Regions from separate parts of the Homo sapiens genome. Here region 2 is linked to region 1. A link is an interaction called in ENCODE POLR2A ChIA-PET data of the cell type or tissue named here. Cell type or tissue: PC-3. All regions are shown on one strand. Each heading gives the region's core, and the rest is flanking DNA. Links, peaks and the distances in the headings are about the cores only.

The links. ChIA-PET counts read pairs that join two places held together with the same protein. Peaks named below come from ENCODE experiments on the same cell type or tissue, not always from the same donor. Only the 100,000 strongest peaks of a DNase experiment are listed, where the experiment ranks them.
Region 2: POLR2A ChIA-PET joins it to region 1 with 14 read pairs; 11 of 35 experiments call an interaction of 5 or more read pairs at or near these places.

Annotation. Positions count from the first base shown.
Region 1 is chr11:128,708,429-128,711,343 of GRCh38, reverse strand. All of the region lies in intron 1 of FLI1 (Fli-1 proto-oncogene, ETS transcription factor), which reads right to left. Among named protein-coding and RNA genes, the nearest start is that of SENCR, 14 kb to the right of the region's middle. In PC-3, for the core only: a CTCF peak has its summit at 1,630; a DNase peak (open chromatin) is centred at 1,773; H3K27ac peaks cover 2,500 bases.
Region 2 is chr11:128,767,405-128,770,319 of GRCh38, reverse strand. FLI1 (Fli-1 proto-oncogene, ETS transcription factor) reads right to left here. Exons shown (of 9, transcript NM_002017.5): 3 at 2,048-2,202. Among named protein-coding and RNA genes, the nearest start is that of SENCR, 73 kb to the right of the region's middle. In PC-3, for the core only: no CTCF peak of the experiment used is centred there; no DNase peak of the experiment used is centred there.

The sequences.
Region 1 (2,915 bases), core at 296-2,795:
AGTCTCCATGTGGACAACACATTGCTGACTCAGATCAAAATAATCCGTGTAAATATGCCCCTCTGACTGAATTCAGATTTCAAGATGATGTTTTTAACTTGAATGATGCAGTCTTGTACTGCCCACTATGGTAGCTTCTAACCATATTTAATTAATTAGATTAATCAACTAATTAAACTTAATTGACTTAATGAAAAAAGAACACAATTTTACATTTCCTTTCTCTAGCCATATTTCAAATACTCAATAGCCACTCAAATAGAGAGTACAGTGGCTACCATAGTGAACAGTGCAGAACAGGACATTTCCATGTTTGTAGAAAGTTCTGTTGGACAGCCCTGATAAGGAAAGTTTTCTTAATCTTTCACTTTCCTTGGACTTTAAGATAGAGTTAAAAAGGTTGAGAAAAACTGATAAAGTTTCCCAAATCTCTTCTCCTAAAAATTGTGCAAGAGCTATATCTGTTACAGAGTTTCCTACACATGAATATCTTCAAAAGAGAGATTTTGGAACCTTGTGTAGCCCAATAAAATACTATTGCTCCCATATCAAATGCAAAATCAGAAACTTAGTAGCTGAAGAGATTATATTTTTTTATGTAGTTAAGGTGGTAGGACAATGAGTATGTCCAAACCCTTTATACAATCCAACATCACAAAGATAGACAAATAAATTTTCTGCAAGGCTGCATTTGCTTTCATTGTGTCAGATGTTCTTCATAATTTGAAATATAAATTTGAGATGCTCTCTAATCTCTTTACCTTCACTCTGTGGTGTTAGTGTGGAAAAACACAGCATGCTCTTTCAATACAGCATCTCGGTCTTGGTGGTGATTTGTTGTCATGGAGAAAAAGCAGTAGGGCTGATCTTAGCTAGATTGTGGTCCCTAGGAACTACAGACTAGTGTTTGAGCAGTTCAATGTTCGGCCTCATGAACTTTGAAATCCCAATTCTGTTGGCCAAGGATAACACCCTAATACCTAGTTCAATGCGTTCAATAAAAAGATTGCAAAAGAAGTTCATCATTTTAATACTAAATGTCTGAATGAGCACTTAAATGGAAATGGTCAACTCCATTTTCCTTTCTTCATCTCTTCATTTTTGAGCTACTTCAGTGTGGGTAGAATATGGGCAAATGTTCTCCTTCCCTTCACTTCTGGTCACATAATCATACTTGGTTGTGCAGTGTACCGTGAAAGACAGCAATATGACCTTTCCTAAAATATTGATGATGCATGATGAGAATAAAGACCAACCCAGCTTTCCTGGCCTCGTTAAGTGAAAGAAGGGCCTCCATCACTTGTGACTTCAACACTAAAAGAGGATCATCTTCAAGGCAAATTACTTCTTTTGTTCTGTTGTCCCTTCACTCACACCAAAGTCAGTTAAACCTATTAGTAGCATTTACACTTAATACAGACTGTCACAACCCAATTAAATTCACATCCCTTAATCAGGGAGCTCAGTTCTACTGGTATCTCCCTCTGAATTAACCTACTTCTAGCCTGGTTCTGTACTGTATTACCACAAGGACATGGGGAAGATAATAGAAGAGGTGGCGTAGATGTATGGGTGGAGGCAGCCATAGGTATTTGGTCAGCCAGACGGATGTTTTAAAACTATTCACAAGGGAGTGCTGTAGCATAGGTTGGACAAGAGAATTTGTTTCTCTGGTGTTTTCTGTTTGACACAACTCTCTTTATCAGCAGCACAAGCCTGGAATTCCTGAAGCCACACTCATATCCTGCCATCGGTTTTTACGTAAACCCCCCATTGATTGGGATGGGAGTTTCACAAGTAGAACAATGGCCGGATACGTGGGAGGGAAAGGAGGAATATGGGATGTTTGATCTGTACTTGTGCATTTGTAGGGGATGGTGTCTACATGGGCAAAGAGATATGAATAAGTCACTAACTGGTGAATTTAACCACATGCAAGCAAGTCTTTGAAATCACTAAGGCCAGAAAAAAGCAACCCAACAGATTTAAGTTACATTTATTATCTGTTATATTCATGCATCGACTTGAATGAGAATAATAACTAAGATAATAACAACTAGCAGTTGCACAGCACTTTACAATTACAAAGTGCTTTTACTTCCATACTACTTTTGATTCTTATTATTAGTAAGGTTGGTAGAAAAATTAACGTTATGCATTATTACTACCAGTACTACTATTATTTTACAGGTAGGAAAGGAGATTGGAGAAGTTATTATCTGACCGAAGACCACACAATTAATAAGTGGGTCTGAACCTAGATTTCCAAACTTCAGACTGCATGTGGCTTTCACAAAATCATTCTGCCACTGTCACAGTAATCTGGCAAAATACTCCAGAGGTTTACTGCCAGCCTTCCTAAGGTTTTGTCTCACCTTTTTTAGGCAAGAAGCACCTTACAGCACACAGCATTGACACATTATATTTACATTGTGTGGGCATGAAGTCACATTTGGTAACTTTGGCTAACTGAATATTGGCTGACTGAACTTTGCCTGACAAATAAAAAGACGGGGCGGGTGCTCTTTCTTTAGTAAAAAGTCCAAATAAGGCTCGGAATCTGAAATGCCGCATGATTTACAGCAATCTTGTTACATTGGCAACAAGAAAGCCATCCAATGAGCCACCCAGTAGTTAGTCAAAGTGTAGTAATTAATTCACGCTTTTCTTGAAGAAACTCAAAGCAACTCACTACTCCAGTTTTTTACCAAATCCATGGAAGAAGAGGATCATCAAGAAGCCTTAATCCTTTTGGGTAAATGGACCCACTGAGAAGGGGAGAGTAACTTGTCCAATGTCACGAAGCCAGCCTAAGGCAAAACCAGGTACAGAACTCAGACTACCCAAGCCGGTGCCCACATTAGCACTTTAGAGGGACCGATATATAAAACTCTCTCAGGGGAGCTAGGCACAGG
Region 2 (2,915 bases), core at 124-2,623, 59 kb before region 1:
AGCCGGAGCTAAAATAATGAAGTAAATCCATAGCCTGAAAGTGCTTTGAAAATCATTTGACATGAATTTGTTTTATTTTCACCACCAGCGCTATAGGTAACTTGGCTCAGCCAAGCCTGATGTTTTGCTATTCCTTTTGAAAGCATTTCAACACTGATCAAAGAAAGTTTGGAGGGTCGACATAGCAGTCTGGCCACTTCTGCCCATTTCCAAGATTCCTTCCCCAAAATGACGACCAAAATGAGATGGTGCCAAAGGTTGGTTCAAAGACAATCTCAGATCCCCAAACCCTTCAGTCCAGCAAGCTTTCCCTCCCAGGCTGGGAGCTGTTTGACTGAAGCAGGGGAGTTTGAAACCATTTGAGTGAAGACCCAGTGAGGCTCAGCTTTGCTTTGGGCTGTACAAAGAGATTCCCACCTGTCAGTTCTAATACAGTTTCATTGTCTGCTTTCAGTGAGGAGGGAGACGATACACCTGGGCTAAACATTACTAGCTGGTCTCCTGTGACAGGTGTTTTAAGTAATGCCATGGAGATAAAGCAATTTACGTGGTGCCTGGCACCTAGAAAGCACTCAATAAATGGAAGTGATTCTTCCTCTTCCTTTGTTAGGTCAGATGCTTGTGGAAGAGCAAACTTAGAATTGCTTTAGGAGTCATTTCTAAGTCCTAAAGGGTACAGAGAAATTTCTACAAGCCCCACCCGTCTGCTGCCTCACTCTTGCTCACACCTTCTTGAATTTGGCCCAGAGCACAGGGAGGCAGCTGTAATCCAGGGATATGGTGAGATGCAGCTTCCCAGGGAAAACAAACACCACGGGCCAAGGCAGGAGGCAGCCCTTAACATTTCTGCCTTTAGACCTACAAGCAGATGCCTTCGGACTACCTCAAAGAGATGTCTAACCTTTTGACTTCAGAGGCAACTACATTTATGCTTTTACAAATGGAAGGAGTTTTGCCTCTCTGGTAAAGTTATTTTGGTAAGATCAGGTTTAATCCCTGCCCTGTAATCACTTTGCTTAAGATTTGGACATCCTTGCCCCTTCTACCTGGCACCAGTTCTACACGTGGCAGTTTGTAAACACCCTTCTTGTGCAGGCAGCTGAGCTTGCTGGTGCTAGCTGGGGTGGAGTGTCCAGCCAATGGACTGAAGGACTGAACGATGATTTTATTTTCTGGGACCAACAGCACCAACACCTAGGAAAAAGAGGCTATTTTTACCTAATGACATAACTTGTGGCACACATGTTAAGGCACTCCATTAGTTAAATATAGTTCTTTCTATTTTAAAACTGAAAGAGCTGGCTGTAATTTTGGAAAGGTGGAACCTGGTAGATGCCGGGAAGTACGAGCCTGGAGGGAAGGACTGGCCTCTGCAGCTGACCTCCTCCTCACAGGCAGGGATGCCCACATCCAGAGCTCACGGGATTCCTTTTGGGTGGAGGCGGCCTTGCCTCTGCTCTCTGAGCAGCCCGTCCTTGAGGACCAGGCCATTGATGTAGAGTCTGTGATGTGGTCTGTTTAAGGGTGGGGCTTCTAGCACCCACACATCAGGTGACATCTGGGATACTGCCTTAAAGGGCAGCTAGGAAGTCAGGTAAAATGTGCAGCTTTTTTTTTTTTTTTTTTTTTTTGAGACAGAGTCTCATTCCATCACCCAGGCTGGAGTGCAGTGGTGTGATCTTGGCTCCCTGCAACCTCCGCCTTCCCGGTTAAAGCGAGTCTCCTGCTTCAGCCCCCTGAGTAGCTGGGAATATAAGCGTCCACTACCACACCTGGCTAATTTTTGTATTTTTTTTTTTTTTTAGTAGAGATGAGGTTTCACCACGTTGGCTAGGCTGGTCTTGAACTCCTGACAAGTGATTCACCCGTCTTGGCCTCTCAAAGTGCTGGGATTACAGGCGCGAGCCACCACTCCCGGCTGGCGTGCAGCTTTCTCCATTTTGCAATTCCACAGGGAATAGAGTATCAGATAAAGGTTTAGATGCTCCCTGCCCCCCCAGAGAGTGGGGAAGTGAATGGCGCCCAGGCAGCCTGGTTCTCGAATTACCTGCGGGGACGATGACTCTCCTCTCGTTGGTGGTCATGTTGGGAGGAGGGGGGCCATTCTTCTCGTCCATATAGCTGTTGTAGTTCATGGGGTTGGACTCGCCTCCGCCCACCAGCTTGCTGCATTTGCTAACGCTGCAGTCCACCGGAGACTCCCTAAAGTGAGAAGAGACAAAGCCCAGAGGCGGTCAGCACTGACAGGGCAGCTTGCCTCAGCCTCTGAATCATGAGCCCAGGGCTCCGATGATGAGCATGGAGCCATTGCCCGGCCACACTTGGTGTCATGATGATGATGATGCCCTCTTTCTATCCTCCATGCTGCCACCAGAGTTTTCTTCAAATCCCAGCCCAATCCTATAATTACAGTACGTAAAAACTGCTGGCAGCGCCTCAGTGCCCTCAGACCAAGGTCTGAGCTTCTTTGTGTGGCATCGCAGCCCTCCCTGTCTGACTGCAGCTTACATTTTTAGCCTCACTGCCAGGCAACCTAGTCCATGCTCCCAGACACGCCTTCCCCACAGTCCCCCAGCACTTGGTGCCCGCCTTGGTTATAAGGACTTGTCACACTGTCTGATTCTCAGCTTGGCCTGCGCCCCCTGACTGCTGAGTTCTTGAGAGGATAGTCATCACTTTCTTTGTTTAACCCTAGTATTCTTACAGGAGGTGAGCAGCAAATGCTTTCTCAGTGAGTTATTTCTATTGCACATATATAAGTTTAATGCATTTCTTATGCACTGTTGTATTCGAATTTCCCAATAAGCCCCCAGGATAGGCACAGCAAGGGTTACTATCTCCTTTTCATGGTTAATGAAATCGAGACAGGGGCTGCCTGGCTCAGTCACACAGCTAGTCAAGGTGGAAACAGGACT